2 separate regions of the Homo sapiens genome follow, and region 1 is linked to region 2. Evidence: chromatin contacts called from ENCODE Hi-C or POLR2A ChIA-PET data. All regions are on one chromosome and are shown on one strand. Each heading gives the region's core, a stretch centred on a gene start or an enhancer-like site at or near the end of the contact. The rest is flanking DNA. Distances are from core to core; before and after follow the strand shown. Region 1 holds the start of TAS2R5 (taste 2 receptor member 5). Region 2 overlaps AGK-DT (AGK divergent transcript).

Region 1 (6,581 bases), core at 858-3,357, 260 kb after region 2:
CTTCTGCTGCATGGAGATCATGACCTTTGTCCCGCTGACTTCTTGTAGCTGAAAAGACTGGGTTTTTGTTTTTTGCTAGTGTCTTTCAAGATCACTTTTTATTTCTCAGCTCTTGTTGGCTGGACCCTTTAAAAACCCTTAACAGGAAACAGCAACATCCTGCATCCCATTTTAAATCTGTTATTTTTATAGATTGCTGTCCAGTGAAGGAGACTGATTGCTATTTGTGATGTTTCTGTTCCACTTGTCTTTTTGTAAAGACATCACAGGAAGATGGAGGACCACACAGCTGTCAGGAGGAGGCTCAAACCAAGGTGCTCATCGCTCTGAACTTCCCCCTTTACATGGTTTCTGCCTTGGCCAGACACTTTTCCATGACCTTCTAATCTCCCTCTGATCTCACCATTCTTGCCATCTCTGCAACACTCATGGCTGTTTATACTTCATTTCCGTCTATTGTAATGGTTATGAGGAATCAGACTTGTCAGAGAATTCTGTAGGAGATGATATGTACATGGAAATCCTAGAGGCCATGACTTGGAAGAAGGATCTAATCAGGCCCTTAACTGTATCACTGACAACAGTAAAAATAACTGTAGATTTTAGAAAAATGAAATTTTTATTCTCAATTCTCCTCATTTCTTCTTTGATTTTGAAACAAAATGAAAGGGTAACATGAAAAACAGGCTAGAAACTGGAGCTTATTGCTCTCTAAGCAATGCAAATCACATCATTTTAATAAACTACAGAAGTCAAAACCGAGTTTTCATATTTTGCATGGGAAGTATCACATTTTTAAAAATTACTGCAGATAATCAAGTTTTCTTTGCCAATATGCTATGTTTTTGATAAAAGGAAGTAGAAAATAGCTATAGTTTGAAAATAATATATTTTAAAAAGAGGTGAGCCTGTATATTTTTTAGGCAAGCACTTTTCTTAGGGGAATTAGCTAAATTATTATCTCAATTTTCTATGTAGTTTAGCCTCTCAACACCGGTAGTAAAGTAGTCAAAAACCTACCTTTATATTTCTGGATACTTTGGTTTTTTTGATGCCAGACTAGCTTTCTGGAAACGTGTCAGTTGGCTACCAGGATCGGTGGCAAATTCCACTGCCAGGCTAGATTGGGGCAGGTGGGGAGAGAGAGGCACTATGTCTCTATCAGAAAGTCACTGAAGAAACACTGTTTTTGGACGAGTTCAAGCCTCATCTAGATTTTTAGTCCAGTAGAAGATCGCGACCACCTCTGCCCCTCCATAGCCTACAGCCAGAGTTTTAGAGTACCAGGCCTTGCAGCTTGGTGGAGATGATGTACAATGGATGCTACCTGGAGGCAGGGACTGTGTATTATAATGGCGCCGTCCCCTGTGCCTAGTACACCGTAGTTTGACACAAAATAAGCACTTTGTAAATTTAGTCCGAAGGAATGGAAATCTCATCCTACAATCCATTCAGTTATTAATAGAGCAACTGAGGCCCAGAGACGGGCAGTGGCCTGCCTGCCTACAGCTTCGTAGAGAGTTCTCAGCATGCTTACTTTTTTTTTTTGAGATGGAGTCTTGCTCTGTCGCCCAGGCTGGAGTGCAGTGGCGCGATCTTGGCCCACTGCAGCTTCCATCTCCTGGGTTCAAGTGGTTCTCCTGCCTCAGCCTCCCGAGTAGCTGGGACTACAGGCAGCCACCACCACGCCCAGATAATTTTTGTATTTTTAGTAGAGATGGGGCTTCACCATGTTGGCCAGGGTGGTCTCGAACTCCTGGCTTCAGGTGATCCACCCGCCTTGGCCTCTCAAAGTGTTGGGATTACAGGTGTGAGCCACCATGCCTGGCCCAGTGTTCTTTTCATGAAAATAAAATTTCTTTTTTTATATAGCATATGAGCTCATAACTGGCACTGTATAGCACCTGAGCATGTTTTGATTTGGTCTTTCTTGTTGAGGGGCCTTGTTACGTTATACCCTGGTGTCTAGACTTTGGCCCAAAACCTTTGAGATGGAGAGCCGGTGTCTGTGGTACTGTTTGCAATCTCTGGTTCTACACTCAGGGTTCATTCATGTAGATGCAAATACAGATGGTATCATAACTTCCAACCTCTCTGTTCCTCATCACAGCTGTTCAGTCTCGCTTGAAGACAGATTACGGAAGGACGAGGCCAAATCCAGATTTTGTGGTGTGAAAATTTACCCTGGTGTGTTATCACTACCAGGGGATCTGACCTCAGCCAGGAGCAGTGAGAGCCTCCTCTCCCCAGCCATGCTGAGCGCTGGCCTAGGACTGCTGATGCTGGTGGCAGTGGTTGAATTTCTCATCGGTTTAATTGGAAATGGAAGCCTGGTGGTCTGGAGTTTTAGAGAATGGATCAGAAAATTCAACTGGTCCTCATATAACCTCATTATCCTGGGCCTGGCTGGCTGCCGATTTCTCCTGCAGTGGCTGATCATTTTGGACTTAAGCTTGTTTCCACTTTTCCAGAGCAGCCGTTGGCTTCGCTATCTTAGTATCTTCTGGGTCCTGGTAAGCCAGGCCAGCTTATGGTTTGCCACCTTCCTCAGTGTCTTCTATTGCAAGAAGATCACGACCTTCGATCGCCCGGCCTACTTGTGGCTGAAGCAGAGGGCCTATAACCTGAGTCTCTGGTGCCTTCTGGGCTACTTTATAATCAATTTGTTACTTACAGTCCAAATTGGCTTAACATTCTATCATCCTCCCCAAGGAAACAGCAGCATTCGGTATCCCTTTGAAAGCTGGCAGTACCTGTATGCATTTCAGCTCAATTCAGGAAGTTATTTGCCTTTAGTGGTGTTTCTTGTTTCCTCTGGGATGCTGATTGTCTCTTTGTATACACACCACAAGAAGATGAAGGTCCATTCAGCTGGTAGGAGGGATGTCCGGGCCAAGGCTCACATCACTGCGCTGAAGTCCTTGGGCTGCTTCCTCTTACTTCACCTGGTTTATATCATGGCCAGCCCCTTCTCCATCACCTCCAAGACTTATCCTCCTGATCTCACCAGTGTCTTCATCTGGGAGACACTCATGGCAGCCTATCCTTCTCTTCATTCTCTCATATTGATCATGGGGATTCCTAGGGTGAAGCAGACTTGTCAGAAGATCCTGTGGAAGACAGTGTGTGCTCGGAGATGCTGGGGCCCATGATCTGGGAAGAAAAGTGTGGTCAGGACACTCTTGGGACGCTCTTTTGATAGCTCTCTATAAGGGAGCTGCTTTCCATGTCTTTTAAGATTTTCCTTCTTTTACACCAATGTAATGAATGAGCAACAGAAAATACGGATCAAAACCCAATACTATGTCTCTTTTGGCAATGCAAAGTATATTTTTTTAATGTACCACAGAAATCAAGGCTAGGGCTTCATGTTTGGTAAAAGAGGTATTATATTCTCTCTACATATAGCAAATAATTCATATATAAATCGTGTTTTTCCTATTATAAAAAGCAGAGATTAGGAACAATTCTGTCTACATATAGCAAAAATTCATATATAAATTGTGTTTTTCCTAGTATAGAAAACAGAGATTAGGAACAATTATAGTGATCATTAATTTTTATGAAATTTTACCTATACATTAATGTTAGTCATTTTAGATATGCTTTTTAAAAAGTATCAAATAATTTCCCCATTTCTCTGCTGTAATGTATCTAATTATCTAACTGAAAAACAAAACAAAACATCTTTATATTTCTGGAAGTTTCTTTGAGCCCTAGCCTTGGCTTTCAGAATAAAAATCAGGCTCACGCCTGTAATCCCAGCGCTTTGGGAGGCTGAGGCGGGCGGATCACGAGGTCAAGAGATCAAGACCAAATTAGCCGGGCGCGGTGGCGGGCGCCTGTAGTCCCAGCTACTCGGGAGGCTGAGGCAGGAGAATGGCGTGAACCCGGGAAGCGGAGCTTGCAGTGAGCCGAGATTGCGCCACTGCAGTCCGCAGTCCGGCCTGGGCGACAGAGCGGGACTCCGTCTCAAAAAAAAAAAAAAAAAGAGATCAAGACCATCCTGGCTAACATGATTAAACCCCATCTCTACTAAAAATACAAAAAATTAGCCTGGTGTGTTGGCGGGCACCTGTAGTCCCAGCTACTCGGGAGGCTGAGGCGGGAGAATGGCATGAACCCAGGAGGTGGAGATGGCAGTGAGCCGAGACCATGCCACTGCACTCCAGCCTGGGCAACAGAGCGAGATGCCGTCTCAAAAAAAAAAAAAAAAGCAGAATAAAAGTCAGTTGGATGCCATGATCTGTATTAAGCTCCAAGGCCCAGGAACTGAAGTGGGGCAATATGAGAATGAGGGGCACTTGATTCTGCTTAAAAAAAATAGACTGCCTTTGAAGAGGTCACGCTGTCTGCTCTTCAGTCATTTAGCCATTTTGCCTGTCTACTGTGGCCTCACCACAGCCTACAGTCAGAGTTCTAGTGTGCCAGGTCTTTGAGTTGGAGGGAGATCATTTAGAATGCCAGATCCATGGCAGTAGGAACTGTGTCTGTTTTTATTTTCTCCCACGTCTCTGTGACTAGAACACTGCCTATTGCATAATAAACGCTTAATAAATATTTTGTAAATGACTGAATAGCTGTGCTAACTGGTTTTACAATGCCTCCTTTGTATTGTAGGTAGAGAAACTGATGCCCAGAGAGGGGCAGTGGCCTGCCCTGGGTTTCATAGAGAGCCTGTGGCAGTGCTGGGACTAGAGCTGTTTCTTGACTCCTGGTGCAGGGCTCTTTCCTTTACAACATGCTACTTTCCTAATGTCCTTCCCTCCTTGGAACCCCATGCCTCTTTCTACAGACCCTTCTACACAACTTATTCTCTTCCTTCTTTCTAGCCTTCTTTGTTTCAGTTCCAGGGGGATCTGAAATCCAAAGGACAACACTTGGCATTCTTAAATATTTTTTTTTCACTTCCTATGGATCACACTAATCTACTTTCATTAATCTATTCTCTCAAACATATCTTTTTCTTACCTGAATCTGAGAATTGAGGTACATGCTAGGCACATGTGGATATTAGTCATCACACAGGGGGAGATTGGTTCCACTGTCACTGTGAGTTGTGTGAGGTCAAGTACCATATTTTATGTCCTGGGAAGGATCATATTCATTCTTTTTAAATAGAAAGGTGCTTCTGCTTGGTTATATTTTTGTTAGTAGGATGAATTTTCATTATACCATTTCTATTTTTTTTACAGATGTCCTTTGTGACCAATTGTTGTAATAGTGACAATAGTATTTAACATTTGTATTGGGCTTTACATTTTACCAGACAATCTCATATATAGTCCATTATCTCATTTGATTTTAATAGCAACTCTATGCAGTAACCAATTTTATCCCCAATTCACAGGTGACAAAACTCAGGCTGGAGTGATGGTTTGCCCAGGATCATGAACTTGTAAATAATGCAGATGGAGCAGACCCAAATTTTTTGACTCCGAGTCTTGTGCTCTTTCCAGTAAATCCTAAGTATCTCATTGTTCATACTTGTAAGACTTCAAACTAGGATTAGCCTGTGGAACTTCCCTCAAGTTTATGAGTATTTTTACACACATGCAATAAGCAACTAATCTTTCAAATTTGGTATTGATGGGATGCCTGGGTGCTAAGATCCAAAATCACAACAGATCAAAGTTTATGATCTGCTTTTCTTAGTGACAAGGTATGGAATCAACCTAAGTGTCCATCAACACATGAACAGATAAGGAAAATGTAGTGTATGCATGTATGTGTATCTGTTTCATTTTCTACTTTTCTGTACTGTTCAAATTGTTTTTAGCCATGCTCAAATATCACATTTGAACATTTGAACAGATAAAAAAATGTAGTATACATATGTATGTGTATATATGTATACACACACACAATGGAATATTATTCAGCTTTAAAAAAGAAGGAAATCTTGTCATTTGAAAAAATGTGGATGAACCAGGAGGACCATTATGCTAACTGAAATAAGCCACATACAGAAAGACAAATACTGTAAGATCTCACAGATGTGTGGAATTTCAAAAAGCCAAACTCACAGAAGCAGAGTAGGATGGTGGTTGCCAGGGCCTGGGACGTGGGGGAAATAGGGAGATGTTTGGTGTCTGTTAGGAAGAATGAATAAGCTCTGGAGAGCTAATGTACAGCATAGTGACTATAGTTAATAGAACCGTATTATATACTTGAAATTTGTGAAGAGAGTAGATGTTAAATGTTTTCACTAACAACAACAACAAAGATAATTGTGAGGTGGTGGATATATTAACTTGATTGTGGTACTCATTTCACAGTGTATACATATGTCAAAACATCATGTTGCATACTGTAGATATATACCATTTTTGTCAATCATTCCTCAATAAAGCAGGAAAAATTATTGCATTTTCCACATCACCTTTTGGGATTTGATTTCCTTCTTTTTCTGTACACAATTTACCTTATGATGCGTATGAGACTGCTTTGTGTTTTAGCAAAGAAAACAAATGGGAAGGCAAATATATACTCTTGAATTGATTCCTATGTAATTGAATCTTTTATAATTTGCATTCTTAGAGTTGCAGCTGGATCCATGTGTGCGTGTGTGTGTGTGTGTG
Region 2 (6,691 bases), core at 2,146-4,645:
ATTGGTCTTCCCCTTTCAGGCCACATCTCTACTTACTTAAGTTTCATCCACCTTCCTGAGGCTGGCCAGAACATACCGCAATAGAGACAGCCACCACATAAGAATCACAGTCAGACGACACTTCCATTGCATCCGCTTTGCCCTGGTCATTATATGGACATTCCCAATCTACTTCAGTCCTTTCCAAAATGTGTCTTTCCGGATTACACATTCCTTGCTGTAGTTTTTGTGAACTGCTCGCCAACCTCAAAGTGCAAACATGACCACAATCTCTTTTATTTTTCTATTCAATTGCACAAGGGGCCAAATGACTAATTTGCTGAAAGCAGGTGCCTGTGTTGGGAACTTTCATTCCCCTCGTCCACCATGTTGAGGAATTCTGGAGGTTTATACAGCCTCCAGAGGAGTCAGGATGGTCTCCATAACCCCCCCAAAAGAGAAAATTAGGGTCTCCAGTCTTCTATTGCTATTGATTCTCAGTATCACGAGGTGTCACTGTTGAAAACTTGTTCTATGCAGTCTCAGAGCTAACAATGATTTACCCTGGGATGATGCCTTCTAGAAGGCCCAGATCCCATCACAAGCCACTGTGGTTTTCTTAAGGGAACAATCCCACATTCTCAGTACAGGGTTATATAAAATTGTCCCTAGCCTCTTCTAGCTGGTCTCTCTGCTTTCATTCCTGCTATAATGGATTATCCTAAAAGTGTAGAGGAAGCTAAAATCCCAAAAGACACTGGAGGAAAGAATGGGTGGTAGTGTTGGGAGAAGAAAGTACATTGAAGATGCTGTTTTCTGCATGAGATCCTTGCATTAAATCATGTCAGCCTTAGTGTGAAGTCTTGAGTTATACTTTATGTTGTATACCTCTATCAAATTGAGCTCACCTAAAACCCTAGGAAAGACACAGAATAGTCACTGGAGAGTGTAGGGGACTGATAACATTTCCCCTGCTTGCAAGTGTTTAGAATATAGAGAAAAGAGCTCTGGACCTGGAACCAGAAGACCTGGGTTCAAGTCATTGCCTTGCTGTTTATTAGCTGTGTGGCCTCCAGAAGTCACTTGATTTCTTTGACCTCGATGACCAATCTGTGAACTCAGGGCAATTCTAGTCTTTTCCATTTACGATGTTCTTGTGAGAATCAAATGGAGTAATCTGAAAACTGTAAAGCACCATGTAAATATGAGGCTTTTCTTCTCAGGCTTTTCATTTTTTTTTTTTTTTTTTTTTTGAGACGGAGTCTCACACTGTCACCCAGGCTGGAGTGCAGTGGCACCATCTCGGCTCACTGAACCCTCCGCCTCCAGGTTCAAACAATTCTCCTGCCTCAGCCTCCCAAGTAGCTGGAATTACAGGTGCCTACCACCACACCCAGGTAATTTTTTGTATTTTTAGTAGAGATGGGTTTCACCATGTTGGTCAGGCTGGCCTCGAACTCCTGACCTCAGGTGATCCACCCGCCTCGGCCTCCCAAAGTGCTGGGATTACAGGTGTGAGCCACTGCGCCCAGCCCCTCTCAGGCATTTGTAAAAATTAATCGACTTTTCTAGTTTACAGAAAAATTAAGCAGAAAGTAGAGTCCCCATATATTCTCTACTTCATCCCGTTTCCCCTATTATTAACTCCTTGCAACAATTTGTTACAATTGAAGAGCCAATATTGCTATATCATTATTAATTAACAACCATAGTCTACATTAGGGTTTATTCTTTGTGTTGTACATTCTGTGGGTTTTGGCAAATGTATGACACGTATCCACCACTATGGTATTACACAGAATAGTTTCACTGCCCCACAAATCCCCTGTGTTCTGCCTATTTATCTCCTCCTCTCTCCCCCTGAACCTCTGGCAACCTCTGATCATTTTACTGTCTCCATAGCCTTGTCTTTCCCAGAACATCATATAGTTGGAATCATACAGTATGTAGCCTTTTCAGATTGGCTTCCTTTACTTGGCAATATGCATTTAAGTTTCCTCCATGTCTTGTCTTGTCTTTTTTTCTTTTTTTTTTTTTTTTTGAGATGGAGTCTCACTCTGTCACCCAGGCTGCAACCTCCGCTTCCTGGGTTCAAGCATTTCTTCTGCCTCAGCCTCCCAAGTAGCTGGGATTACAGGTGCACACCACCACACCTGGCTAATTTTTGTATTTTTAGTAGAAATGGGGATTTCACCATGTTGGCCAGGCTGGTCTTGAACTCCTGACCTCAAGTGATCTGCGTGTCTCAGCCTCCCAAAGTGCTGGGATTACAGGCATGAGCCACAGCACCCAGTCACCTCCATGTCTTTTAATTGATAGGTTGATAGCTCATTTCTTTTCATTGCTGAGTAATATTCCAATTTATAAGTGTATTCCCAACAGACTTTTTACTTAAAAAAAAATGACCAAAGACTACATTGCCTTAGAGTTCAATTAAAATAGTATCAAGAGCTATGCGAAAGAGAAAAAAAAAGGTGAAGAATGGAAGATGGATATGGGAGGATGGACGGAGGCTATAGGCCCTCATGCAGATGTTGTGTTTTGGAGGAGGGAGGGATTCTGGGCTGGTTGTAAATATAAGAAACACAATATATCCACTCTATCCCATCCTTGAAATACAGCTTAGCTGCCAGCAGCCTGATCCCCTAAGTGCAGAGCCTGAGCAGTCACCCTAATGCACCGTACCTGGGTTCGGTACTAATGGCAGATCGAGAAAGAAATGCTAAAGTTATGTGTCTCTCAAACCACAGCACTACTAGCTGTATGCCTGATCCATAAGAGCATGCAATAGGCTGGGTGTGGTGGCTCACGCCTGTAATCCTAGCACTTTGGGAGGCCGAGGCAGGCAGATCACCTGAGGTCAAGAGTTCGAGACCAGCCTGGCCAACATGGTGAAACCCTGTCTCTACTAAAAATCCAAAATTAGCTGGGCGTGATGGCGCGTGCCTGTAATCCCAGCTATCCAGGAGGCTGAAGCAGTGAACCTGGGAGGCGAAGGTTGCAGTGAGCCGAGATCGCACCATTGCACTCCAGCCTGGGTGACGACAGCGAAACTCCGTCTCAAAAAAAAAAAAAAAAAAAAAAAAAAAAAAAAAAAAAAAAAAAAAAAAAGCATGCAGTAGATGCTTGAATGAATGGTTGAAGAAGCACAGGATAGGCCGCCAGACTTGGGGACTGAGGGAAGGTGGAGGGAGGAGGCAGAAAGTGAGGGTCATTAATGATCTTTTCATAAGGCCTTTGAGAGACTATTGCCAGGCCCCAGACCCCCTTTACAAACTGCTGAGCACTGCAGGGGGACTATTTGCGTCAGACTCAAGCCAAGACATCTCCAAGATCCCTGACAATAAAGCAAACACTAGGCTGGCGCTGGCTAATAGAGGAACCCAGAGGGAAAAACGCTTTTCTGTTTATGGACAATTCTCCTTCTACAGCCGGATCTTCAGCGCCACCTAGTGGTGTGCTCTTCAGGCTGGCTGCACTACCAAAGCAACCGACTAAGATTCAAATGCCTTGGTTTAAAGCTGCAAGGATTAAAACTTTCCTCTTAAGGTCTAAGATAAGAGACTATGTGGGCATAATGAGCAAATTGAGAGCTTTAGGATTCACATCAGAGAATTCTAAGTCACAAAACTTAATCTCAGCAATTACATACACAGTTAGTAGTAGGATTTTGTAGTTGCCCATACCGTTTTGCAGTTTTGGACATTGAGTAGTTTTGGACAATGAGGCCAAGATCAAAAGTTAAAGCCGTGCAAAGGAAATGCAGCACCAAGAAGGGAAAAAGAGAATCTGATCCAGCCCCTGCCGCCAGGCAGGGGAAGTGTTATTTCCATTTCATATTTAAAGCAAGTAAAACCCTACGAAATGTCCAAGGTCAAATGTCCAATATATGAGGCAAGAACTTGAATTGTGTGGAGTGTGCCTTTTCTTTTGCTATGCTGCTTCAAAGTACCCCTTTTCTTTCAATATTTGCTTTGTTTTGCTACAATTGCACTGATATTCTCCTACCAATGGATCAATAAGCTTCATTTCTATTCTAAACTCACAAACTACAGTGTTCCCCTAAAGGCTTGGGTCATTCTGTCTGTCTCATGCAGGAACTAGAATTCCCTAGAATGTTCATAATGTGAATGGCAATTCATGTGTTATATATACATTAAATATCTTATGTATAATGTTAACTCATATTCCTTTTACTTGTTAACTGACCTTAAATTAGGTCAGTTTCTATATGTAATACTGTAAATATTAATTAGATTGCAGTTAATTTGTTGATAATTCATGGTGATTATATTAGTTATACAATTCACAATGAAATTTTAAAATCTGCCTTTTCTTTAAGAGAATGTGGTTTGGAATTAAATGGAGAACTTACATTTATTCAGCATCAGATATTGACTAGGTGATTTTACATATACTAATTTAATCTTTATGATTAACACTATGAGGTAAGTCAAATAATTATCTTTATATAGATGAAGAAAGAAAGACAGAAATTGTAAATAACCACCCCTAGATAGACACTAAACAGAAGAGCTGGAAATTGAAAGTGGACTTTCTGTCTTGAAGTCAAGTAGTATTTCTACCAGACCTCTTGAATCCACTAGACTCGAAGTCCAGAAGTCTGAGTTTTATTTCCAACTTAAATACCACATACAATGCTGTGTACTATAATATCCTTTTGAAAATTCACTATGCTCATTTGTATATCCACAGTCCTATTGAATTCTAATATAAACATACATGTTTAGCAACACTCATGGAATTATTGTTCTTTCTCGGGGTTTTTTTTTTTGAGTGTGTACGTATATCTATTAACTCTCCTCTGAAATAGTGCTCTATAAAGCACACAGTGATTAGTGCTGGTCTGGAAGATAATATGCTGGAGAGCCTGATTGGAGCGATCTGGACTAGAGAGATAGCTGTGAACTGAATGAGGATTCAGTCTTCCAAAATAGTCCTTGGGCACACTTGCCAAAAACAGCTCACAGCATAATTTTGTTTTAAAATACTTGTTTGTAACCTTGCTTGTTTAAGAAAGAATTAATGTAGGAGAACAGGATTTCAGTGGCATAATGGTTATCACCAGGGCTCTCAATGAGAATGTAAAACGTATCTATGGCCTCCTCTCTCTTCCTTTCTTTGACATCTCTCTCCTCTTCTTGGATTGCTTCCCGCTCTGCTGGCTCATCTTAACCTGCCCCTCCCAGGGCTTACTGGGTTTCAACGTTACCTCTCACACCTCTTCCGAGTTCCTCAGTGCTTGTCAGTTTGATGTTAGGAAAACAATCTAACCAAATTGATATTCATTATATTATGAGTCCTTTGTGCTTCAGGAGTATTTGTGATGGGAATAATTAAGCCTCCTTTAACTGGAAAATTTCAAATAGCTTCAGGGAGGTTTGGGAGAAAGAGCGTCAATGACTGTCTGAGTCTGTAACCCCAAGCTTGTCTGTTCCATTTTCCTGTGTCACATAGCCTCTGCCAGTGGATTCAGTGCTATTTATACTGGGACTCTCATCCCAGTCCTAAATCTAGCATAGGAGCAGACAGATAGATGCCAAAAAAATACAGCAACGATTCATGATAAAAACTCCCAGAAAACTAGAAATGCAAGAAACTTCCTTAACCTGATGAAGAGCACCTATGAAAAATATATAGCTAAGATAACTCTTAACGGTGAGATTCAGAATGCTTTTCTCCCCAAATCAGGAACTAGACAAGAATATCTACTCTCACCAATTCTATGCAATAGTCCCCTTAAATACTAATTGATAATATAAAGAAATAAAGAGATAAAAAATATTGAGATTGAAAAGCAAAAAGTAAAACTGCCCTTATTTGCATATGACATGATTGCATACATGGAAAATCCTAACAACTACAAAATGTACTATACCAAGGAAGTGTATTTAGTAAAGTTACAGTATCCATTTTTTACATGAATGTAAAAAAAAAAAAAAAAGTATATCTAGGCTGGGAGCCATAGCTCATGCCTATAATCCCAGCACTTTGGGAGGCTGAGGTGGGCAGATCACCTGAGGTCGGGAGTTCGAGACAAGCCTGACCAACATGGAGAAATCCTGTCTCTACTAAAAATACAAAATTAGCCGGGCGTGGTGGTGCATGCCTGTAATCCCAGCTACTCGGGAGGCTAAGGCAGGAGAATCACTTGAACCCAGGAGGTGGAGGTTGCTGTGAGCCGAGATCGTGCAATTGCACTGCAGCCTGGGCAACAAGAGTGAAACTGTCTCAAAAAAAAAAAAAAAAGTAATCTAGGCCGGTCAAAGTGGCTCATGCCTATAATCCCAGCACTCTGGGAGGCCAAAGTGGGTGGATCACCTGAAGTCAGGAGTTCGAGACCAGCCTGGCCAACATGGTGAAACCCTGTCTCTACTAAATTTACAAAAAATTAGCTGGGCATAGTGGTAGGCGCCGGTAATCCCAGCTACTCGGGAGGCTGAGGCAGGAGAATCGCTTGAACCCAGGAGGTGGAGGTTGCAGTGAGCCGAGATTGCGCCATTAGTGAAACTCCATCTCAAAAAAAAAAAAATGTATATCTATATTCTAGTAATCAACAATTGGAAATGGAAATTTAAACAATACCATGTATAACAGTACTAAACAGTGGAAAACACTGAAATATATTTAACAAAATATGGTGCAAGACATGTACACTTAAACTTAAGAAACATTACTAAGAAAAATGAAA

The links. Hi-C counts contacts between places; a loop is a spot of excess contacts on that map. ChIA-PET counts read pairs that join two places held with the same protein, here RNA polymerase II (POLR2A). Pooled maps may share reads with other maps.
Region 1: a pooled map shows a loop between it and region 2 (6-fold over the local background). The contact joins the promoter of TAS2R5 here to the enhancer-like site in region 2. A Hi-C loop is called at or near these places in 1 of 37 single-sample maps with no recorded cell type and 8 of 50 pooled maps. POLR2A ChIA-PET finds 5 or more read pairs at or near these places in 2 of 52 experiments (both activated T-cell).

The regions. Positions count from the first base shown.
Region 1 is chr7:141,788,110-141,794,690 of GRCh38, forward strand. TAS2R5 (taste 2 receptor member 5) reads left to right here and starts at 2,108. Exons shown (of 1, transcript NM_018980.3): 1 at 2,108-3,258. The coding sequence starts at 2,253. The coding sequence ends at 3,152. It also overlaps the pseudogene TAS2R6P.
Region 2 is chr7:141,530,081-141,536,771 of GRCh38, forward strand. All of the region lies in intron 1 of AGK-DT (AGK divergent transcript), which reads right to left. Among named protein-coding and RNA genes, the nearest start is that of AGK-DT, 18 kb to the right of the region's middle. Within about 2 kb of position 3,396, at least 2 of the 41 ENCODE cell types and tissues checked have a DNase peak (open chromatin) inside an H3K27ac peak, as active enhancers do.